Linked DNA regions of Mus musculus: region 2 is linked to region 1. Evidence: chromatin loops called from intact Hi-C (ENCODE). Cell type or tissue: heart. All regions are shown on one strand. Each heading gives the region's core, and the rest is flanking DNA. Links, peaks and the distances in the headings are about the cores only.

Evidence for each region. Peaks named below come from ENCODE experiments on the same cell type or tissue, not always from the same donor. Only the 100,000 strongest peaks of a DNase experiment are listed, where the experiment ranks them.
Region 2: a loop joins it to region 1, with 2.9 times the contacts of the local background. A loop is called at or near these places in 11 of 42 quality-filtered maps.

The regions. Positions count from the first base shown.
Region 1 is chr9:62,774,745-62,780,544 of GRCm38, reverse strand. It overlaps Itga11 (integrin alpha 11), which reads right to left. Exons shown (of 30, transcript NM_176922.5): 27 at 3,822-3,932; 28 at 3,596-3,691. Among named protein-coding and RNA genes, the nearest start is that of Fem1b, 34 kb to the left of the region's middle. In heart, for the core only: a CTCF peak has its summit at 2,868 (motif pointing right); a DNase peak (open chromatin) is centred at 2,834; H3K27ac peaks cover 268 bases.
Region 2 is chr9:62,619,117-62,624,916 of GRCm38, reverse strand. No RefSeq gene overlaps it. Among named protein-coding and RNA genes, the nearest start is that of Gm39353, 28 kb to the left of the region's middle. In heart, for the core only: a CTCF peak has its summit at 2,604 (motif pointing left); no DNase peak of the experiment used is centred there; H3K27ac peaks cover 249 bases.

The sequences.
Region 1 (5,800 bases), core at 584-5,583:
TTTCTATGGTTCTGGGGTTGAACTCAAGGGTTTGTGTATGCCAGACAAGCGTTCCCCCACCAGAGCTGTACACCAAGCCCTCGACTTGCTTTTAAACTTAGGTGAAGAAAAAAAATGGGCACAGTGGTACATGACTTTAACCCCAGCACTTGGGAGTAGAGGCAGGTACATCTGTGGGCTCTAGGCCAGTGTGGTGTTTACATAGTGAATTCCAGGATAGCCAGGACTACAAAGAAACTGACTCAAAAACAAAACAAAAACAAAACAAAATATAGTGAATTCCAAGACAGCTAGGACTACAAAAAAACCTGATTCAGAAAGAAAGGGAGAGAGAGAGAGATGAGAGAGAGAGAGAGAGAGAGAGAGAGATGAGAGAGAGATGAGAGAGAGATGAGAGAGAGATGAGAGAGAGAAAGAGGAGAGGGTAGAGGATAGAGGGGTGAGGAGAGAGGAGAGAGAGAAAGAAAAGGAGACAGGAGGCTGGAGAGATGGTGTGCGTACTGCCTAGGACCCGCTTTGGGCAGGTCATAGGCACTTGTATCTCCAGCTCCAGGGCATCTGATACCCTCTTCTAACTTCTGCAAGCACCTTCCCACATGTGTGTACACACACACACATTTTTAAACAATAAAATAAATGTTTTTTAAAAAGAAAATAAATAGCTGGGCGTGGTGGCACACGCCTTTAATCCCAACACTTGAGAGGCAGAGGCAGGCAGATTTCTGAGTTCGAGGCCAGCCTGGTCTACAAAGTGAGGTCCAGGACAGCCAGGGCTACAGAGAAACCCTGTCTTGAAAAACCAAAAAAAACAAAAAACAAAAAACAACAACAAAACAAAACAAAACAAACAAACAACAAAAAAACAAAAAACAAACAAACAAACAAAAAACCATAGTTCAGCCTGGGTTATTTCTGTTCCTCTTCAGACTTTTTTCTTTCCAAATGAAGGATGACCTCGGTGCTGTGGGACCCACTCGTGACCCCGTGAACGTGCCCCACCAGGTGGCCTTCACTATGCTCTCGACCTCGCTCTCACTTCTGTCTTCCTCTGCACTCCAGGTTCTGGATCATCCAGCTGTTCACCTGACTGTGACCCCCTCACCTCCAGACCTGTTTCCACCACGGCTTCCTTAGCAGCCCGTGGTGACACTCTTTATGCCAGCTTGCCATCCTTTTACATCCAATGGCGCCCATCAGCAAACCATCTCATTCTACTCCAGAAACCCCTAGAACGTGGCCAGCCCTCCTGCCTCCTGGCTCTGGTCCTGTCATCTTTTGCTGGAGTCTGCATCAGCCTCCCTACCTCAGTCTCACCCCCACCGCCTGTCCTCAGCTTGCAGTATGAGGAACACTTTCCCTCGGATGACAGAGCGGCGGTCCCTGCTCAGAACATCACATCTTCTCATGGCATTTGGAGGGCAGTGGTCCTTCTCGCCTTGCTGACCGCATCCGCTGCCCCTCACTCTGCTCCCGCTTTCCGTGCTACCACGGGGCTGTTCTCTCTGCCCTTGAGTGACCGACTCCCCCAGATACCTACACGTGCTCCCCAACCTCCCTGTGTGGAACTCAACTGAGCAAACTGTGTTCACTCCATCTGAATTTCACTCTTGAGTGCGGATTTCTTTCTGGGAAAGAAGCCAGAAAACAAAACAGAACACTGCCAGGGGTGGCCTGAGTTGAGTGGGGCTTCTCAGCTTGGCCCCCTGCTCTGTCTCCAGAGCATGGAGTGAGGCAGAAACAGCCACAGCAGCTAGCTGGGTGGTGGACCATTCACATTACTCCCTAGGCAACTCTGGGCAGGTCACTACTCAGGCCTCACCTCACACAGTCTCAGCTTTCCCTCTGAGACAGAGGCAGGGGTTAAGCCTTCGAGGTGTGCGGTGGGTCTGCTTGCGTGTGCACAGGGCTCAACCCTTCCATGGTTTCTGCTTCATCCCCAAAGGCTGGGTGGGCCTTTGTGCTGCCTTCCTTGCCCACTGACCTAGCCATGCTGGGCACTATATAACCTACTACAAGTGACACGCTCAGTACAATAGGATTTTTTTTTTTTTGAGGGCATCTTGGGCTAGGAAGAAAGTTCACCTAAGAGATAACCAGGTGGTGGTGGTGGCGCATGCCTTTATTCCCAGCACTGGGGAGACAGAGGCAGGAGGATCCCTGAGTTTGAGACCATCCTGGTCTACAGAGTGAGTTCTGGGACAGCCAAGGCTATACAGAAACCCTGTCTCAAAAACTAGAAAACTAAACAAAACAGAGATACTCATGGGGGGGGGGGAGGGATGGTTAACGGGGGAGGGGCTTCCTGACACTTGACACATCTTTGAAGAATTACTACCCAGGGCCATCTCCAGAAACGGCTCCCTGGCCACTCTGTCCATCTGCTTCCCTCAGCATGGCCGCACTTCCTGACTTCTCCCATGCTTGGTTACTACTGTGTTCAACTGCTTATGAATCTGCCGCCCAGGCTGGGGGCTGGGGAAAGGGATGGACCCCCATCCCATGCAGAATGAAGAAACACATGGTTGAAAGGAGGTAGCTGGTGCCCTTTCCCTCAGAGGGGCAGAGGTGTCAGGAGATTCAAGGCTTAGGCTGGGGCCCCAGGGTGGGACAGACCACCAGGATGTGGGGCTAACCCTCAGTTACCACAGTTCTTAGGAGAATCCCTGAGAACTGCTTCTGGGCCTTGACCCGTGATGTTCTATGCCTGGAAGGGTGCAATTACCGAAACAGCCTGATGGTGTCCCTTTGCCAAGCCTGCCTTTTTCCCCTCTTCTCCTTTATGCCTGTTTGTTTAACCCAGCATCTCCTGAGGTGTATAGGTGAGTGGCCAGAGCCTACAGCTCAACCAGCACTTCTGAGATATGAACAGTAGGGGGCAGCAAAGCCCTACTCCCAGCTGCCCCGTTTACACAAGCCCTAATTGTTCTCTAAGACCCGACTTGTTTAGGACAGTAGCTATCTCTCAAAGCCTCACCTCTTTTTCTCTGTCTGGAAGTCAAGGTAATGCTGGCCTATGTGGTTTTGTCTAGTTAAAAAAGAGCCCAGCACGGAGCCCTCTAAATCCTGCCCTCACCCTTACCACACCCATTGCTGCTTGCACTCCTTTAGAGCTGAGTCTCTAGGCAAGGGAGGGATGCAAGTTCAGGCTCCACCAGCAAGCCCAAGACAACTTCACTGTGGGGCAGCCAATCAGGGAGCCACCCTTTAGGTTCATGGGTGTGGGTGTGTGGTCTCAGTATCCTCTGTGTGAAACTCTGTGAGACACACAGGCGTCTCTTTATTTTTTCCCACAGCACAGAGCCTAGCACGCTGAGGTACCACGCCAATGCTTGAGTCTGGTCTCTTGCCAGTCTGCTCTGCGTGTGTGTGTGTGTGTGTGGTGTGTATATGTATGTGTGTGTGTTTGCACGAGTGCTTTTTTTTTTTTTCTTTTGATAGTCTTTCACTGACCTGGAGCTAGGCTAGCTAGTGAAAAAGACCAAGGATTTGTCTTCATTTCCTGAATGCTAGGATTACATCCTAGCATTTCCTGAATGCTACACCTGTCGTCCCCCCCCATTCCCCCCCTCCCGGTTTTGGACTCCCTGGAGCTCACCTGGCGGCTAGGGTCTTCCTCTCGGAAGATGAAGGGGCTGTGGAACTGCCTCTGCAAGGCGGCGTTGACTGTGATCTTCAGAGACCTGTACTTGAGCTGTAAGACCAGGGCCTTCTTCAGAGCCGGCTCTGGGAGCCTCTGTTCCCTCTCAGGCAGCCCCAGGTTGGAGACTCCCCCCACAGCCACCTCCTCCCTTCCTTCCAGTCCTGCTGAGGGTCTAACTTACTGCTTTCAGAGATGTCAGCCACAGGTTTCCCACCAGGTAGAAGCTGGTCTCCTGGCTGGGGGCCAGCCTCAGGTTGCAGATGATGGAGACCACGTCGGAGTTGCTGTGATTCTGGAAGAGAGTTGTCGGGATGGGCGGGGGCTGGAGGCCAGTGGCCTAGAATGTGAGCTTGGGCCATCAGACAGGCCTGAGGCTGGACCAACTGGGAAAGGGAAGCCGACCCGAGGCTGGACCATCTGGGAAGCAGATGGCTGGGACAAGGATAGAGGTATGTGGGGACACGAGGGACACCGAGAATACAAAGCAAGGAGGCCAGATTTGAAGTTGTGTATAACGACCAGTGTCCCAGGATCAGAACCTCCACTCAACACTGAGGACTTGGAAATCACCATATAAACAAGCTAAACGATAACTAAATGACAGTGCAGTAAGTCACAATAGATAGAGAAAAGTATTGCAGGCAATCAAACTTCCGGAGAGTGTCCCAATCAATCAATCAATCAATCATGTGTACACACATGCACATACCCAGAGCAAGTGTCATATTCAGGATCAAGACAATTCCAACCTCTCTCTCTCACACACACACACACACCTGCCATCAATTCTGTTTCTACTGCCCTGGTGGCCAGAGCCAGGGTAACATGTCAGGAAAAACAACTTGTTTTGGAGTGTTTGGAAAAAGTGGCAGAGACAGATGGAAAAGTGCATAAATCTTCATCTTGGAGCATCTGAACTTTATTAAGGTAAAATTATTTTTGAGGTAGTCTTGTGCCCTCCCAACTCTACCCAAATCATGGGTGAAGTGCAGCAGGTTTCAAAATACTGTGTGGGGCTGCCAGGATTGCTCAGTGGGCAAAGGTACTTGTAACCCGGATGCCACCAAGTCTGATGACCTGAGTTTGAACCCTGAGAACTCAGATGATGGAAGAAGTAACTCCTGCAAGTTGACCTCTGACCTCCACATGGCTGCCATAGCACCTGCACACACACACACACACACACACACACACACACACACAAGAATGCATGTGAAAAAATTTTAAGTGCTTCATGTTTGTTTGGAGAAATGAGAGCTGACTCACTGAACAAAGCTGCTGGGCACACGTAGGAATTCAAAACGTTTCTTTTTCTCTCCCTCCCCCTCCCCCATGCACAGGCTATGCCTGTTTTGTCCAGCTGATCCTCCTGGCTGAGCCTACCCAGTACATACTGTTTATGTGGTGTTAGGGATCGGACCCAGGACTCCATGTATCACATTTCGCTTAATAAATTATTTTTTAAGTGTTTTTTTTTATACTGGGCAGTGGTGGTGCACACTTTTTAATACCAGCACTCTGAAGGCAGAGGCAGGCAGATCTCTGTGAGTTCGAGGCCAGCCTGGTCTATAGAGTGAGTTCCAGGACAGCTTGAGCTATCCAGTGAGACCCTGTCTCAAAAAATGTTTTTCACTAAGCATATATTATCTATACATTACATTGGGTCTCATTGTGACCTGTACATGCATGTGTATATTATATTTGGGTCATATTCATTACCCTCTCCTGCCCTCTTTTTAGTTTTTTTTTTTAAAGATTTATTTATTTATTTTATGTACACGAGTACAATTATAGCTGTCTTCAGACACACCAGAAGAGGGCATCAGATCCCATTACAGATGGTTGTGAGTCACCATGTGGTTGCTGGGAATTGAACTCAGGACCTCTGGAAGAGCAGTCGGAGCTCTTAATCACCGAGCCATCTCTCCAGCCTCCTCTCTTCTTGCCCTCTTTTTTTTTTTTTTTTTTTTTTTTTTTTTTTTTTTTTTTTTTTTCCAAGACAGGGTTTCTCTGTATAGCCCTGGCTGTCCTGGAACTTACTTTGTAGACCAGGCTGGCCTCGAACTCAGAAATCCGCCTACCTCTGCCTCCCAAGTGCTGGGATTAAAGGTGTGAGCCACCACCGCCCGGCTCCTCTCTTGCCCTCTTAAGACTCCTGTT
Region 2 (5,800 bases), core at 354-5,353, 160 kb after region 1:
CCCAATGTTTAGGAAACGGATGGGCTGAGGAGTGACTGCGCCCTCCCACTTCTGGTCCTCTGACCACAGAGATGTTGCCTAAGGACGCCTCCCCAGCATCCGATGACTAGCCCTGGAGTGTCCTGCCTGTGTGGCTGGAAGCCCTGCCTGCCATGTCTGACCAAAAAGGGCCATCTGCCAGTCCCTGCCTTGTCTGGGTGACTTCATTCTAGAGACAATTGTCACTGTATTAATATGTGTTCGAGGACATTGTGGTTGGCACTCTCGTCATAGGCAGACAGGCACGACTCCAGAAGCACCCAACAGAGAAGGGCTTTTCCTAAACACCTCCTCCGCAACTGGCTGAAGTCTCACAGATTAAGATTTGTCACTGGGCAAATCCCAGCTCCAGCCCCATGCCTCTTTTCTGGGCTCTTTTTAAAAAATTCTCTCTCTCTCTCTCTCTCTCTCTCTCTCTCTGTGTGTGTGTGTGTGTGTGTGTGTGTGTGTGTGTGTTGCCCCCAATTTGATGCACATGTGCATGGGGCCAGAGGACAACCTCAGAGGTTAGTTCTCAGGAGCCATCCGTCTTATTTTGAGACTGGGTCTTTCATTGGTCTGGCGCTCATGGATTAGGGGAGGCTGGCCGGCCAGTGAACGTCGGGATCCACCTGTCTCTGCTCTCTCAATAGAGGGATTAATTACACTGTTGTGCTTAGCTTTTGGTTACATCGGTTCTGGGAACTGAACTCAGGTCCTCACCACCTGGGCAGCAAACATTGAATAGATTGAGCTATTACCACAGGGCCCTGAGTCCTTTTAAAGCTATAGAACTTTGCATCTGCCTCTGAACAGAGGGGATGGGTACAAATACATCTGCAGCCGGGACAGTGATATCACCAGTGTGTAGTGTGTGTGTGATATAGCATGTTCTGCATGCACGCAGGGCTCACCTTAACTCTGCCAGCTCTGCCAGCCCAAGGTCTGTAGGCTTTACAAACCCAGGGATGAATGCATCCCAACAGAACTGCAAACGTATCTGAAACATTAGGAGAGTTTTGGTCTATTTGTTTTTGTTTTGGTAACCTGATTGCAAGGTTCTCAAGTGTGAAATCTATAGGTGACAAAGTCATGTCACAAAGTCAAAAGGTTGGATACAGGGCTGGTGAGGTGGCTTAACTGGCAAAGGTACGCGGAGACATACCTGCAAACGTGAATTTGATCCCCAGAACCCACATGGGAAAAGGAGATAACTGACTCCCAGTTTGTCCTCTCTCTCTCTCTCTCTCTCTCTCTCTCTCTCTCTCTCTCTCTCTCACACACACACACACACACACATACCTTGACAATACTACCACTCCAACACACACAATGTAATTTAAAGAAGAGGTTGGATATATCTACTAGGGTATATTGCTAGGTGTCTTAGTCAGGGTTTCTATTCCTGGACAAAACATCATGACCAAGAAGCAGTTGGGGAGGAAAGGGTTTATTCAGCTTACACTTCCATACTGCTGTTCATCACCAAAAGAAGTCAGGACTGGAACTCAAGCAGGTCAGGAAGCAGGAGCTGATGCACAGGCCATGGAGGAATGCTCTTTACTGGCTTGCCTCCCCTGGCTTGCTCAGCCTGCTCTCTTATAGAACCCAAGACTACCAGCCCAGGAATGGTACCACCCACAAGGGGCCCTCCCCCTTGATCACTAATTGAGAAAATGCCTTACAGCTGGATCTCATGGAGGCATTTCCTCAACTGAAGCTCCTTTCTCTGTGATAACTCCAGCCTGTGTCAAGTTGACACAAAACTAGCTAGTACACTAGGGTATATTTAGTCCAATGAATAGGTTAAAAAAAAAAAAGAGTCAGAACAATCAAATACTCACTTGATGTGCCATAACTGGATGCCTCCTGTTTGCAAGGCCACAGAGCTATAGTCTTGGAGGCTGGTATCTAGTGGGGAGAAAGACAGGGCAGCTGAACAGAGTGGATGCTAAGTAAAGACATCCACAATTAACTGGGAGTGCACTACAGAAATGATCAGAAATAGGTGAGCCAGAACAGAAGGGATGGAGAGAAACATTTTCAGACCCTGATAAGGACAGACAGCCTCGAGCTCTGATCGTTTCAGAAGACACCTGTATCAGGTGGGTAGAGCATACAGGAAATGAAGAGTTTAAAATAGCATGGGACAGAGCATGACAGGAGCAGAGCTTCCAGTGTGGAGCCACTGAGGTTCCTGCAGAGAGAAAGTCCTTGGTGGGGTCTGCTTTAAATATGTCCACAGAGGGCTACCAGGGCACAGTAACAATGTGACTAGGCATCCTGGATGGGGTGCCAGGATAGAAAAGGGGCATTAGAAGAAAGCTAGTGCCACCCTGATAGGCATGGATTTCTGGTGATAAACAGTCCGGGCTCCTTCCTTGGCATAGATGCAGGAAAGCACATAGTGGCGGCTTCGGGAAGGGTATGTGCCGCACTCTACACTGCTAAATTTCGATAACTCGAACATTTCTCAAACAAAAATAAGGGTAGGAGGGGCAGGAGGGAGGACGGGTGGGAGGGAGGGCTGAGCTGGTAGGGAGGGCTGGAATACGGAAGTGCGGAGCTGCTGCCGTCTAGTGGTAAGAAGCAGGCTCTACAGGAGGCAGAGAGGCCAAGGGGAGGGACTAAGCTGAAGGTTCGAATCAGCATTGATCATCTTGCTGAAAGCACCAGGTGTGGAGGAAACATCACAAAAGATAAAGGTGAGAGATAACCCCAGTATCCCTAGGAGCTGATCCAATAGAGCAGAATTCTTCCCAGCAGTGCTTCCCAAACCCTTGGTGGCAATGGGGCTGGTTTCTTTGTTGTTGTTTGATTGGCTGGTTTTAAAATCCACTTACAGTCCAATCTTTTGGCTGAGACCTATTTAATGCAGCATGTCCACTTGAGCATGCTTGGATTTCTAGCATTCCCAAAAGACTCTAAGGGGGCTGCATACTGTTGTGGTCTCTTTGCAGACCAGAAAAAAAAAAAACCCAATTTACAGACTGGCACTTGTCTGCCTTAACCCTCACAATTATCTATTGTGGAGAGTTGCAATCACAAGGTGTGGGTGACAAAGTGACAAAGTGTGCCCGGAGATACAGCTTGGTCAGCAAAGCATAAGCAGGAGGACCCAAGTCCAATGCTCAGAAACCACACACAAATCCACATGTGGTGGAGCATGCTGCATCTGGAACTGGGGAGAGAAGATAGAGGGATCCTGAGACTCAATGGCCCGCCAGCCTCAACAAAGAAGCTTTGTCTGAAAGAAAGAAAGAAAGAAAGAAAGAAAGAAAGAAAGAAAGGAAGGAAGAAAGGAAGGAAGGAAGGAAGGAAGGAAGAAAGAAAGAAAGAAAGAACAAGTAAGGACACCCGAGGAACTACACCAGAGATTGACCTCTGACCTCTCCAGGCATACACACATTTATCAGCACAAATGAACACACATGCATACATGCACACAAAATTCGGGGTGGGGGTTGACCTTGGAAAGGTTTGCAAGCCATCTGAGGTCACACTGCAGGAAACTGCAGGGAGCTGGGATTTCATCTGTGGTCAGTCTGTCTGGAGCGGTGATCCACCCATTTCACGTGGCCCCTCCATCACTCACACAGTGCTGTCAGCACCGGATCGCCTTCCTCATGTCCTTTCGACTGTTCTTGAAGCTCTTCCTCAGGTCTTTTCCCCGAAGGCTCAATCATATGTGGTGTTGGTTGGCTGAAAGGAATGCTTGGGAAAGCCTTTGCCAGGCCTGACATCACAGCCTGTGGTCCCTCATGGCTGGGACAAACAGAGAGCTCAGAGCCACAGGAGACCTTAGCAAGAGGTCAGGAACACTGACCCTGACCCTGGCATCATGCCCGGGTCTCTGTTACTGACAAGGGAGGGTCACAAAACACCCCATCCAAGGATGGTCCTTCACTGAGTCTAAGCAGCACTTAGCAGCAACTACAGAAGTCAACAGAGAATGCTGGGCACCTGGTCACACTCAGACACAGCAGAGTGGGAGCCGTGGTCGCTTCTGCCACGTGGAAGTGCCAGGAGGATGGGAGGGACTTGTTTATCACTTTTCCTATCCACATCTCTCCACTCTGACAAAGGTGAGCTCTGGCCACTTCTCAGGTGTGGTTACAGGGATGTGTAGTGAGAATTTCAGTTTCTGGAAAAACAAACAAACAAACAAACAAACCTAGTTATATTATGTGAATATGTTTTTGTTTTATCCCAGATGTGGGATATAGGGCTGCTTCAGATTGTCTACAGCAACTGACTATGATTTGTCTCCTGCTCTGGCAGAGGTGTCATTCTGCCAGCTGAAGATAGTTTACATTTGGAATTCTGGGGACTCTTGAGGGAGTATCAAAATGCCAGAGTCCTAGAGGGGACAGCAGCTGCTCTTCCCACTGCTGCTGCTCTCCGCTGCTGCTGGTGCCTGCTGTTGCGTTTGCTGTGTTGCTGTTTGCTGGATTGCTGGTTGGAGAGATACACCGATGAAGATTGTTCTTGCCCCCAATCAGCAGGAAGTAGTCTAAAGGACTCTTCACCCCCTTTTCCCTCTAACCTTCCTTCTTGCCCACCTAGTGTTGGGGTTGGAAGGGACTGGGGTGGGGAAGGGCGGTAGATAAAAGAACCCAATAAAGTGGCCAAAGGAACAGTTACAGGGATAGAAGGGATGCCCTTGGAAGCTACCTCCTTTTGGGCATCTTAGAAGCCCCTAGCTTCCAGCAGATAGGATTCCCACAGAGGACAGTCAAGATGGTCAAATAGAGTATGAGGTTCCCCAGCCTTCAAGCAAGGGGCTAGAAATTAGTGGTGCTGTGAAACATGGGATCCTCTCTGAGGTCCAGAGCTTGGAGGACCTTGACTACAAGCTTGGCAGTAGTAAATGCTTAGGCGAACTTCCACTCTCCTAGGTGACCCACCCATGCATTGATTAAATGGTGTACTTGCCCAGACTCTGAGAAAACCAGAGCAACACAAGGAGTCCTTCAGAAAATGGCAGCTCATGTCTTGCACACTCCACTTCTGGCTGTGAAACATTCTCCTTCCAGCCTCGGCTCACACTCTTCAGGCCCTAACTCAGGGACAGTTCTTGAGGCAGGGACAGCCCCTCTCGGCTAAGGATAAAGTATGTGTGCCTCATCAAAGTATGAAAGATTACTAAAATGAAGTAAGTCACGATACTCCCACGGGTGCTCATGGTCCCCTCATCCTCCATCTTCAGGCCTAGCTCCTCCCCTCTGTGTGTGTGTGTGTGTGTGTGTGTGTGTGTGTGTGTGTGTGTGTGTGTGTGTGCATGGGCATATGTCTAGTACTACCATATGGAAAGAAGTGTAAATGAGCTAAGTGGCCATTTGGACAGTTCATGACTAATGAGTAAAATAAAAACCAACTCAGAATCAAGGTTAAAGGTACACCTGTACTTGCATGTTCATGACAGCGGTGTTCACGCTGGCCGAGGTAAGAGATAGCTCTAATTCCATCAATGGATGAAGGGATAAAGAAAGGCAGTTCAATCTTGGTCAGAGGTTTTGTTGAGTTGTTTATTTGAAGGTGATTACTCTGGAATACTCATAACTGGCCAAGCTGTCAAGAACATGGCTGGAGAGATGGTTCAGCAGCTAGGAGGGAGCTCTTACAGTAGAGACCCTGGTTTGTTTCTGAGCACTCACATGTGGCAGTCCACAGTGGCCTTATGACTTTCTATAACTCAGACGACAAGGGATCTGATGCCCTTGTCTGGCTTCTTTGGGCAACTGTGCTCATGTGCATAGACAGACAGACAGACAGACACACA